Linked DNA regions of Homo sapiens: region 2 is linked to region 1. Evidence: read pairs that join two places in POLR2A ChIA-PET (ENCODE). Cell type or tissue: MCF 10A. All regions are shown on one strand. Links, peaks and the distances in the headings refer to the core of each region. The heading gives the core; the rest is flanking DNA.

Region 1 (6,375 bases), core at 796-5,795:
CAGGCTAGAGCGCGGATGCCGGGAAGTTGCTGGGCCGGACCTCGCGGGGCTCCGAGGAGATGGAGGGCGTCCCGCCTCCACTGTTCCTTCTTCCCTCTGGGTCCTTCTTTTCCGGACGGGATGGATGGACCTGGAGGCGGGAGGGACCTGGGCCGGGGAGACAAGAAGGAGACGGGCGGGCAACCTCACATAAGTTGGGGTTGCTGCATAGCTTCTTGGTGCGCTGAAGGGTACCACGATGTGTAGCTGGGGATATAGGAGCCCGCGTTTCCTCCTGAGCCCTTCCCGGATGAAGAGTTAGGGTTCCAGCCGGGCGGCACGGGTGGGGAGCCAGCAGACAGGGCCCGACCGTTGGCCAACGCACTACCCTCCAGAGCCGCCCCACCCTGCTTCATCAGCTTCTTGAACTTGGATCGCTTGTTTTGGAACCAGATCTTGACCTGCAAGAGCGGACAACAACGTGACTCAGGCTGGGACCACTGAGCCTACCTAGGTCACAGGGAGGAAAAAAGGGACCGCAGAACAGCAGAGATAGGACCTCCCAACCCTGCGCCAGCTGGCAGCTCCCTGCCAGAGAAGCAGAGACATCCCTCCTTCCTCCCTTCCCCCATAAGAGCCAAAGGCTCGAAGGCCGAACCTCCCGCCGCCGTCAGCCCACGGGGGCAGCTCTCAGAGAGCCAGGGAGGAGTTGTGATGAGGGGAGAACCGGGATCCAGGCCTTAGCCTGCCAGGGGCTCAGTCCGACCGTGGCTACCGCCTGCGGAAGATACAGCGCCTGCATAACACCGAGCCAGCAATTCCAATATCAACATCAATAAAAAGAATCGAAAACCTAGGAAGGAGTGGAGGAAATTTATTTGCAACGCGACCCAACTTTTCTATGCGCCATCTTTTCTGCCCTTGAGTTGGGACGGACTAAGGAGGCCTCAAGGTTTTGCTGAACTTCTCTTTGGATTCAAAACCATTCTTGCACTAGTGTCTGTTTGCTTTCTCCAGCTCTGCTCCAAATCCCGGACCGGACGTCGGAAACCCGCGCCCGCCGCCGTCAGGAACGCTCACGGGCTCCCCGGAGTCTTACAGAAAGCCGGGAAGGAAGGTCCCGTTTCTTCTCTAAGGTCTGGGACTTGAGAGGTGAGAGGGCGGAGGAAAGGATCTCCCCCCACCCCCAACCGGTAAGAAGGAGGAGGAGGAGGGAGGCTGAGGCGCGGACCCAGGCCCCGAGTGATTAGTCACACAATTTAAAGGCAAAGGAGGGATTAAGCCCGGAGTCTATTGTTCCAGTTGTTTAGGCACGTGTGACCTCTGAGTTCCCAAACAAATCGTCTGGGGAAATCCTTCCTGCGCCCTAATCAGATTGTCCAGGGACAGAGGGCCGGACGGCAGGCAGCTCGGGATACCGAGAGCAGTGACAGAGCTAGGGCAGAGGGAATGAGGGAGGAAGGAGACACGCTGAGAGCCAGGGGTGGACACAAACACATACACACAGTGACACCCCGACCCTGAGTCCCAGCGAGCAACAAATGAAGACCCGGGCGCAGGCCGGCCGCGGAAAGCCTGCGTGGCAGAACGGAGCGGCAGCGGCGAGGTACCTGAGTCTGTGTGAGTCCCAAAGAGGCCGCGAGCTCCGCCCTCTCCGGCAGAGCTAGGTACTGAGTTTGCTGGAACCTCCGGTTCAAAGCCTGCAACTGCAAACTGGAATAAATCGTCCTGGGTTTACGGATCTTTTTTCCCTTGCCATTGAAGCGCACTTCACCGCCTTCCACCACCGTGCTCTTCTCCGAGTCCGCCCCTGGAGGGACAGCAGAAGTAGGGCCCGTTGTTAATACGAGGGGCCGCCTTTAGTGCGAACAGCCGAGAGCGAGTGGCTACCGAAGGGTGGCGGAGGCAGCACCAGGGAGAGAACGTTCAAGAAACTCTGAAAGCCAGGGAAGGGTCCCCCAAAATCCGAGGGCCTGTCCCGGGACGCTGCAGGAGGGATAGAGCCGTTCCCAGGAGCTCAGCTCCTGCCTTTGCAGGGAAAGTTTGCTATTTTTGCAGGCGGTAGTTGAGGTTTAATTACCCTTAATTGCATACATTGTTTATAGCGCTACGCAATAAATAATTACCGAGACTAATACGTGCACATGTGGGTTTCTGTTTTCCAGCGGGGCATTGTGTGCTCTGCACACCGAGCCGCCCAGAGGCCCAGCCAGTGCCAGGAGACGCTCTGGGATTTATCCTTGGCTGGATAGTTGCAAATTGAGGGAATTTTTAAAAAAATTTATTTGCTGTGACAAGGATCTATAGATTGATATTCGAAACCTCCACTGCTCCCGCGCCCTCCCCACCCCCACCCCACCTCGCTCTCCTCTCTTCTCTTTCTCTCTCTCTCCCTCTCCTCTTCTCCCCCGCTCCTTCTTTCCCTCTCTCCCTTGTACCTCCTCCTCTCCCTCTCCCTGGCAAGCGCACGTACCTGGGTCCTCCAGGCGGCTCTGGGCGAGGCTGGCGCTGCCCGGGTAGGACTGCACCGAACTGATGTAGGGGCTGGATGCGTGGCTGCTGACCGAGTTGACGTAGGGGTAGCCCAGCGGTCGGGAGAAGGACGAGGCTGAGCTGTAGGCGCCGTCGGGCTGCGAATGGCCCGCCGAGTGTAAACAGTGCATGGAGTAGTGCCCGTGGGACATGGGAGAAGGAGACATTTGCTGGTTGGGCGGCCCAAACTCCATAAACACCGCCTTGCCCGACACGGGGCTGTTGAGACTTTCTGGCATGGTGGTCATGGTCATCTCTTCTCGCGGGGTCTGGGTGTGGGACTTTCTCTCCTCTGCTTCCCTTTTGGGGGTCTCTATGTTTCTCAGGACAGGAAGGAACCCAATTTAAGCGGAACAGGGGTTTTCACTTTCCATTCATAAGAAAATGGAGTTTGTCTCTTTGAAAAGTCTAAGCATGATGCTGCTGAGCTCCCCAAACTCGGTTCAAAGCTTTGACTCAGCGAAGGTCATAAATATTCATGAGCTGGCGGAGCTGATTGGTCCGCTGTCTTGCATAATCACTGGGGATTGGTCCGAGGCGCTCGGGCTCCGCTGGACTAGAGCGGGCGAGGCGGCCCGGCCTCGGGTAAGACGCATCCACACTTCCCGGCCGGGGCTCCTCTGCAACAGAGCGCGCCGGGCAGGAAGCACAATGGGCTGCGGCGTCTGCGCCGGGGCCCCTGCGGCCCGCGGCTCATCGGCCTCCCGCCTCCCTCGCGCGCTTTCCTCCCCAGGAACCAACCAGCGGCTCCGCGCCGCCGCCCCCCTACCACTGTCCCCACCCTTCAGCGGTCCCTAACACCGGACACCCGGGACCGCTTCTCGTCGCTGCCACTCAGTTCGGCGCAGAGCTAGGGCGGCTCAGGAGGAGACTGACCTCTGCCTCTGGAGCGCGGAGTCGCGCACTGGGGGCGCCCGAGGCGGCCAACAGACAGAGGTTCTCCTAAGAGCCTTGTGCCTAGCGCAGCGCCTATCCGGCCGCGCCTCCCCGGTACGCTCTGCCGCATCCCTGGAGTCGGGGCTTAGGGGCCCTCCCTGCGAACTCACTCACTCGGCCGCTGCGCCAACGCCGCTGTCGCTCCCTGGGGCCCGCTCGCATTGCTCCAGGCCCAGCTGGCCACTCCAGCTCGAGGCTGCACGGGTCTGATTAAAGCAGTGCGCGTGGAGAGCCAGGAACCCGCGCTTCTCCTCCCAGGAAAGGCGGCTGCACCGCCCCCTCCCCCAACACACACATCCTCTTTCCCTCCCAGCCTTCCTCCTCCTCCCCCTCCCTTCTCCACTCCCCATGCGCGGAGAGCCCCGGGCTCACTCGCCCCGAGAGCGCGGCTCAGCGTGGAGCCCAGGGGGCCTAGGGGCTCAGATCTGCTGGAGCCACCGACGCCAGGTGGTCATTTTCCGGCCTCCTGAGGTCTAGCGCGACTTCCAGAGTTTAGGAGTCCCTGGGGGACACCGAAACCCGCAGCAAACCCAGGCCTGTGGTAGGCTCCCTTATCTATGTGTAGACGTCTCTCGTTGCCACCCAGGATCTTCCTCACCTCCAGTGGCCAAAGCGCGCGCCACCAGGCCTAGGGGGCAGGGCTAGTGGAGGCAAGATCTGCCGCTGCTCCTTCTGTCTTCTGGGGTGCTAGGTACAAAAAAGTGCACAAGAGCCCCCACCCCATCGCCACTACTACCAATACAGCCAGTCCCTCGCGGTGTGGCGTACACCACCCTGGCTGTAAGTGGATGTTGGTTCCCCATCCCGCCAGCCCCACGGTGAATCCCAAATTACTTTGTTAGGTAATTAGAAAGTGTTGATAATTATTTCTTTCATAATTTAGCGGTGTGACGGGAACGGGGAAATGATCTTGTGAAAGTTCACACGTGCAGATGTATTAGTTACTGATTCATTTGATTAAATGGTAGTCTCAAGTGCTCAGATCCGCAGCTGAAGGCGCCCCATTAGCATAACACTGATGTTTAATTTTCATACGCATAATTAGCCATATATTTAACACTAATAGCAACATGCAGCCTTTCAGCGTTAAACAGCCCGGGATTTGATCTGGCCTGAGCTGAACCTTCATCGCTGCACCTTCCCCTGTCTGGAGTGTGCAATGATCACAGGACAAACCTCTGTAATCAAGCACATTTTGGCAGAGGGAACACCAATAAAAATGAACATTCAAAACAAATTACATCGGTGCTGTCGTTACAGATATTAGTAGAGGGGGTTTCTCTTTTTTTTTAACTTCTGTACCAGCTGCTGCTGCCCGCAGAATTCCTCTCCTTTGGTTTAAGGGCACAATGCTGGGGGCAGAAATATTTCAGGCAGAGTGGTTGGAGCAAAAAGAAAAGCAAAAGCAAAAAAAACCCAATACGCCAAACCAATAACGGGTTTGCCAACGTTTAAAAGATTTTTTTTTTCTTAATCACCGAACCACACGGTGAGGCTTTGTAGCAACAGCCAGCTAATGATTCCGCCACCAGGCAACTCCGGGAGCCGCTCGGCTCGTCCTGATTTCTGTGTCGCACTTGTGGTTTTAATTGCTCCTTCCTAGTGCCTGTTTTAGGGTATGGAGTGCCACGCCGTGTGCCCAGCACAGTCGCTCGGATACTGCCGGGCCCCAGGTCTCTCGCGCGTGCCCTGAGGGCCTTGCCCAAGTAAGTGATCGCCGCGGCGGGCGCGGGGTCGGGGTTGGGACCGGGGAAAGCGGAATTGGTAATTCCCGGAGCTCAGGGCAAGGCGTGAGGAAACCCGACGGCCGGGCCGCCTAGGGACAGTGTATTCCAGAGACTTGCAAGGTGGGGGAAGGGGAGAGACGGCCGCACATCGCGACAGTCTCTTGGGTGCTCTGTGTCCACAGCTGGAAAAGGATCAAAGACTTTTGCGGTAGCACAGGGGACCTGGTTGCCTTCTTGGAACAAAAGTCCGGCATGAGCCCCTCGGGATACTGTTTCAGAGCCTTGCTTAATTTAGAAGCGGGTTGTGTGTGAGCAAGAGATGGCTACACTCCGGAATTATTTCTTAGCTCAGAAAGGTCTAGGGAGGAGCACTGAGCGCGGGCCCTCTGATGCCGAGCCGCTGGCGGTAGCTGGTTTCTCAATGTGGGATCTTAGCTGCACTCAGTGAACTTGGAGTGGATCCCTCCCACCCCCTACTGCTAAGGTGACACCTGTTCTGAATGCCGGTTTGCTTAAATTGTTGCCTGCCCTCACTCTGAGAGAAAACAAAACTCTCCCATTTGTCCTGAGGGTCCGGGATTCCTCATGGAGCCTACTGGAGTCACCTCAGGACCAGGAGGTCCTGGTGGTGTTAGCCGCAGCCACTCTTGGCTGGAATCCCAGTGGCTCTGGGTGAGGTTTTCGGCCAGTTCAGCTGGAAGAGGGACAGGAAGGCGTGGACGAGGTATTTTTAAATCTACTTCCTAATCTCAACTTCAAAGCATGTTAAAGGGAGTTCTTTAGGGAGCTGCTGAGTGTTGGTACACACATACACACATATATATATACACCCACACACTTTAGGTTAGTCCCTTTAATAAATGGAATTATAAACTTGTCCCATAAATACCTCCACCTCAAAATAATTGCTGCACAAGCAGCGTGTTACCTCAGTGGTTAGTAAAGTCCTGTGGTCCTAATAAAACTATCCTTGGGGAACCTCGGAGTAAACTGATTTGCAGATAAGATACAATGCTAATGGTTGCAATCTGATTGCCTTAGGAGAAAACTGAAGTCATTCTCCAGCAAACATCTCCCAAGGCCAGCTGAACCCTCTTGATCTTTAGGGAATTCAGATCTTTGGGGGGGTGGGGGGCAGTAGCATCAGGCTGTGGGCCTCTGCTTGGCCAACTTCCGACCACACAAAAAGTTTTTCTATGGA
Region 2 (5,688 bases), core at 689-5,688, 100 kb after region 1:
ACAATAGGCATTGCAGCATTGTTTGTAAAGGAAAATATTGGAAACAACATAAATATGTTACTGGTAGAGTAATGTATGATATATCCACACAATGGAATACCATGCTGCCATTAAACAAGATAGCTCAAATAATCCCCAAAAGTAAAAAAGCAGTTAGAAAACGTGGTAGGTCATCACATATACATATGGTATATAAAAAATATATATACATACATGCTCCCTTTTGCATGTATCTCTGAAAGATACACAAGATATTGATAACTGGTTGTTTCTGGAGGAATGCAGTGAGGAAATTTTCACTGCATGCCCTGTTGCTTTTTATTTCCGTGTGCATACTTCCTATTGAAATATCACATATACGTAAACACAGCTCTGCCCAACTCAGTGAGTAAACTAAATGCACTGTATAATTCCACCACACCTCATAAAACAAGAATGAAATATTTATAATAGAAATGTAAAGGCATATGGGAACACAGAAAAGTTGAAGATTAAATGTTGAGAGGAAGAGTAACTTCAGGCCATATTTCAAGAGGCATTGATAATTTCAGTCATTGCTATCAAACAGACTCTTAAGGTTTTTTGTGTTTTTTTTACTTTTTTCTTATTTTTAGAGATGGGGGTCTCTCTACGTTGCTTAGGCTAGTCTTGAACTCCTGGGCTCAAGCTATCCTCCTGCCTCAGCCTCCTAAGTAGCTGGGACTACAGGCATGTGACACCAAGTCCAGCTTTTTTTTTTTCTTTTTTTTTTTTTTAGAGGACAGGGTCTGGCTTTGTCACCCAGGCTGGAGTACGGTGGTGTGAACATAGCTAACTGCAACCTTGAACTCCTAAACTCAAGCGATCCTCCCGCCTCAGCCTCCCAAGTAGCCTGGCTTGCACCACCACAGGTGTGCACTACCAAGCCTAATTTTTCTTTTCGTTTTGTTTTGAGATGGAGTCTCACACTGTTCCCTGGGCTGGAGTGCACTGGTGCAATCTCGGCTCACTGCAACCTCTGCCTCCCAGGTTCAAGCGATTCTCCTCCCTCAGCTTCCCAAGTAGTTGGGATTATAGGCGCCTGCCACCATGCCCAGCTAATTATTTTTATTTTTAGTAGAGACGGGGTTTCGCTATGTTGGCCACCAAGCCTAATTTTTAAATTTTTTTGTAGACGGGGGCTTGCCATGTTGCCCAGGCTGGTCTTGAACTACTGGCCTCAAGCAGTCCCCCACCTTGGCCTCCTAAAGTGTTGGGATTACAGGCATTAGCCACCGTGCATGGCCGAGAATACTTTTCTTAATACTTGCTCCTCTAAAAGTCCCTCTTAGAACAGCCTAGTGGGCTGGCATGCTTACTTGGCTGGCCTACTTGATGGAAGATGAGATGGAGTAGAAGTCAGGAGCCTAGTGTATATTCCTGGCTTTGCCAGTTACTTGTAGTGTGGCCTCTGGATTTACTGTCCATTTATAAATTGACAGTGTAGACTGCAAAACATACATTTTTTAAAAAAACAGGTAATTCATATCAAGGAAAAGATTTTACACACGCACACACAATTCAACCTTCCCAGTAAAATAAATGTAAATAAGATATTTTATCTATGGAAACAACATCCCACGTCATTGAAATTCTGTTAAAATTGGTATATACATTCACATCGGGTAGTATTTTAACGATTCTGCAAAATATGGCATGTTTATGTAATAGAGCCATAGACATATTCTTATCCTTTAACTCAGTTAACTACATTTCCCAGGAAATGATTTCACAGATACAAATATATACATGCACAAAGATATACTACTATGTTCCAAGTATATACACAGAGATATACAAATGCAAAAATAATTTTATTTGGAAGTATTGAGTACTTTATTAAATCAGTATTTAATAGTTAAACTGGCTTTTAAATTCTAAGAAAAAGAACTTAAGAATTTAAGGAATTAAATCAGTTGACCTCTCAGGTGTATGATTCTAATCTTGTTATCAAATATGGCCTTAGTAGCTTTGCTGCCAGCTCTTCTCTAGTAGGTAAAGATGGCAGTTAATCAGAAGGTCTGATAGATTTTCAGCCTAGACAAGGCTCTGGTACAACAAACTGGGGCCCCAGCAATTTGGAGACAATCAGGGACACAGTCCTTTTTCCCTCCCTTCTCACACAAACTATGTCACGTATAAACTATGAATATCCTTGTGTGACTTAGAAAAGTGTTTTATTTTAGACATATACCACATCTACACCCACATCTGAGTATAAAAGTATAAGGGTAAGGAGAAAGGATATGAAAACGACAAACACAGAACCTAGAACAGGGAGGGAGTGAGCCTAGAGATCATTCTAGTACAACCTCAGTTTCACAGATGAAAAACCTGATGCTCAGAAGGAAATATATGTAGAGAAAACGCAATTTATAGAGGACAGGGAAAAAGTAAGAGGCCGGGCACAGTGGCTCAACGCCTGTAATCCCAGCACTTTGGGAGGCCGAGGGCAGATCATTTGAGGTCAGAAGTTCAAGACCAGCCTGGCCAACATGGTGAAACTCTGTCTCTACTAAAAATACAAAAATTAGCTGGGCATGGTGGCTCAGGGCTGTAATCCCAGCTACTTGGGAGGCTGAGGCAGGAGAATTACTTGAACTCGGGAGGCAGAGGTTGCAGTGAGCTGCATTCCAACCTAGGCAGCAGAGACTTCGTCTCAAAACAAACAAACAATAGGAAAATCAGCATCACATTTTCTTTCTGGTTTTTATACAAAAAAAAAATCTTGAAAGATAATTGGTTTAGATGGTATTGATGCTTTCTTCAGAGCTCATCTTTAAGTATCAGCTGTGAACTGTCAATAAAAAAATTAAAAATTAGCCAATTTAGATGAAAGACAAATTGCTTTCATATCATTTCAGAAAGGATTTTAACTGAACTAGTTCATTTTATCTGTAGCAAATTATGTACACAGATATAATCTCTCAGAAGTCAACAAGTTTTATCTATATACAGGCTTCTGAGATGAGATGGTTTGAAACTTTTATAGCTCCCTCATTTTAAGGGAACAGTAGTGCTGTTGGTATGCTGCTGGCCACAGCTATTTTGTGTCCAGAGGCTACCAGTTACTTCTCTGACAGATTTTACGGATGGAAATTGATCAAAGGACGAGATAATGCCTGTCCAACTTGGGATTCTGCCCCAAGCATCCATCAAATCAGATTTTTAAAAGTAAATTTCAACTTACATCCTGTTTTTGTTATATAATACCTTGTTTACTAGCATACATTATAAACATCTCAAACTTTTACTTTGAATGATTCTGTTTCCAGCAATCTATTTATACTCTACTTCATTAAAAACAAGACTATATTAAGCAGTTTGTCATTATTTTTTCTTGCTGTATTTCAATACCTTGGTAACCTTACAGCAAATCCGAACAGATGGGCGTCTCACTTTACACAAGATATATTTTAATAATGGTGTGTAAATTGTATTTTATACACTGATTTCTATCTTCTATTTTTATTTATAGAATGTTTATGCTAACTTCTAAGTTATCTTCAAATAATATTTGATGCCAAAATTTTGGCTTTTAGGCTGTATCTAGTTTGATTTCCCTCGTACCTGCCTTCCCAAACAGTTAATAGAGTTAATAGGATTTTATTTAAAACAAAATAAAACCTATACTAAGAACATTTCCTATTATGAAAAATCAGTAAGAACTTAAACTACAAGGAAAAAACCAAACAACCCCATTAAAAAGAGACGTGAACAGACACTTTTCAAAGAAGACATACGTGTAGCCAATAAGCATATGAGTAAAAGCCCAATACCACTGATCATTAGAGAAATGTAAATCAAAACCACAATGAGGTACCATCTTACACCAGTCAGAATGGCTGTTATTAAAGTCAAAAAATAACAGATGCCGGCAAGGTAGTGGAGAAAAGGGAACACTTATAAACCGTTGGTGGAAGTATAAATTAGTCCAACCACTGTGGAAAGCAGTGTGGCAATTCCTCAAAGAGCTAAAAACAGAACTACCATTTGACCCAGCAATTCCATTACTAGGTATATACTCAGAGGAATATCAATCATTCTACCATAAAGACACACGCATGCAAACATTCACTGCAGCACTATTCACAATAGCAAAGACATGGAATCAACCTAAATGTCCATCAGTGACAGACTGGATAAAGAAAATGTGGTATATACACACCACAGAATACTATGCAGTCATAAAAAAGAACAAGATCATGTATTTTGCCAGGACATGGATGGAGCTGGAAGCCATTGTCCTTAGCAAACTAACACAGGCACAGAAAACCAAATACTGTATGTTCTTACTTAACAAGTGGGAGTAAATGATGAGAACACATGGACACAAAGAAGGGAACAACAGATACTGGGGCCTACTTGAAGGTGGAGGTTGGGAGAATAGCAGAAAAATTAACTATTGGATACTAGGCCTAGTATCTGGGTGTTGAAATAATCTGTACAAGAAACCCCCAAGACACTAGTTTACCTATGTAACAAACCTCCACATGTACCCCTGAATCTAAAAGTTAAAAAAGAAAGAAAAATCATATTGAAAAAATAAAATTACCAGGATAACCTTAAAGAAATGTTTTAAAGGTGTCAGATGTAAAATCTTAGAAGCAAAGTGTGGAAGGAATGATAAGTATTTAAGAATGAGGTTTATTGTAAGTATTTAAGAATCATATCATCACACATTAACATATCACAACTAAGCATTTATTATACTGTTTAAGAAGGGAAGCAATTGCAGTAGTATTTCAGAAGCTTTATCTTTCTTTAAATGCAATATATGCTCATAAACTCTAAACAGTATTTTAAAATATACAATCTCTCCAAAAGAAAATATTCAACTAAAGATAGATAACTTTTAGTATAAGCAAAATGTCACAAGATTTTAAAATTAAAGTCATCAGATTTTTCACAGCACATTGTACAGAAAATTTGCAAGCTTCCTGTACAGAGCAGTATAATCTTTACTCTTGAGCAAGTCGTTCAATAACACGCCGGTAATCTTCCACTAGTTCCTGAAAACTCTCTTCCAGCTGTTCATGTTGCATGCTTATTTCTATTTGGTTCATCTGGTTTGTCAGTTCTTCTGGTCTGAGACATTTTCTCATCTTAGCAAGATCTCTCTGCTTTTTCTAAGTGACAAACAATTATTTGTTAGACGAAGAAAGTAAATATATTTCCTTATAGTCTTACAATTTTAAGTCTCCAATGTTAAAAATAAGAATAGTATGAATACGCCCAAACTTGTCCCACAATGTTTTTTTTTTGTTTTGTTTTGTTTTTTAAGGAAGCTTAAACATAATGTTAACCATGAATTGCAAACCCTCTAAAAAGAGTTAACAAGAAGACCTGGTATTTGTGTCCAATGATGGTAAATACAGACATGTGACTAGCAGCCCCCTCCAAAACTTTAAAGAACTCTGGGCAGTATAGACACTCAAATATTTGCTTAATAGATAGAAGACATTAGCTGAAGAAAGACAACTGAGATTAAGTGCTATTATTCTTCATTTTACTATTCAGTCATTAATTAATTACATTTTAAATTCCACCCAGTGAAGTACTTACGGGCCACATGCTAATTTTAACATAAACTGTTAGAAATGTTTCAGAAAGACAAATGGAAAACTGCTATACTTTAAAAATATATTAAATAGCATTTGAGTCTTTATT

The links. ChIA-PET counts read pairs that join two places held together with the same protein. Peaks named below come from ENCODE experiments on the same cell type or tissue, not always from the same donor. Only the 100,000 strongest peaks of a DNase experiment are listed, where the experiment ranks them.
Region 2: POLR2A ChIA-PET joins it to region 1 with 5 read pairs; 5 of 35 experiments call an interaction of 5 or more read pairs at or near these places.

What each region holds. Positions count from the first base shown.
Region 1 is chr2:172,082,068-172,088,442 of GRCh38, reverse strand. DLX1 (distal-less homeobox 1) reads right to left here and starts at 2,936. Exons shown (of 3, transcript NM_178120.5): 1 at 2,453-2,936; 2 at 1,590-1,789; 3 at 1-440. The coding sequence starts at 2,765. The coding sequence ends at 186. METAP1D (methionyl aminopeptidase type 1D, mitochondrial) reads right to left here. Exons shown (of 10, transcript NM_199227.3): 10 at 6,013-6,375. RefSeq lists enhancers at 839-1,450, 2,065-2,676, 2,708-2,827, 2,677-3,290, 3,291-3,902 and 2 more and a silencer at 3,108-3,217. In MCF 10A, for the core only: no CTCF peak of the experiment used is centred there; a DNase peak (open chromatin) is centred at 3,022.
Region 2 is chr2:171,982,644-171,988,331 of GRCh38, reverse strand. It overlaps HAT1 (histone acetyltransferase 1), which reads right to left. Exons shown (of 11, transcript NM_003642.4): 11 at 4,646-5,147. The coding sequence ends at 4,980. The region is part of intron 2 of LOC124905590 (a long non-coding RNA gene); the gene reads left to right. Among named protein-coding and RNA genes, the nearest start is that of METAP1D, 14 kb to the left of the region's middle. In MCF 10A, for the core only: no CTCF peak of the experiment used is centred there; no DNase peak of the experiment used is centred there.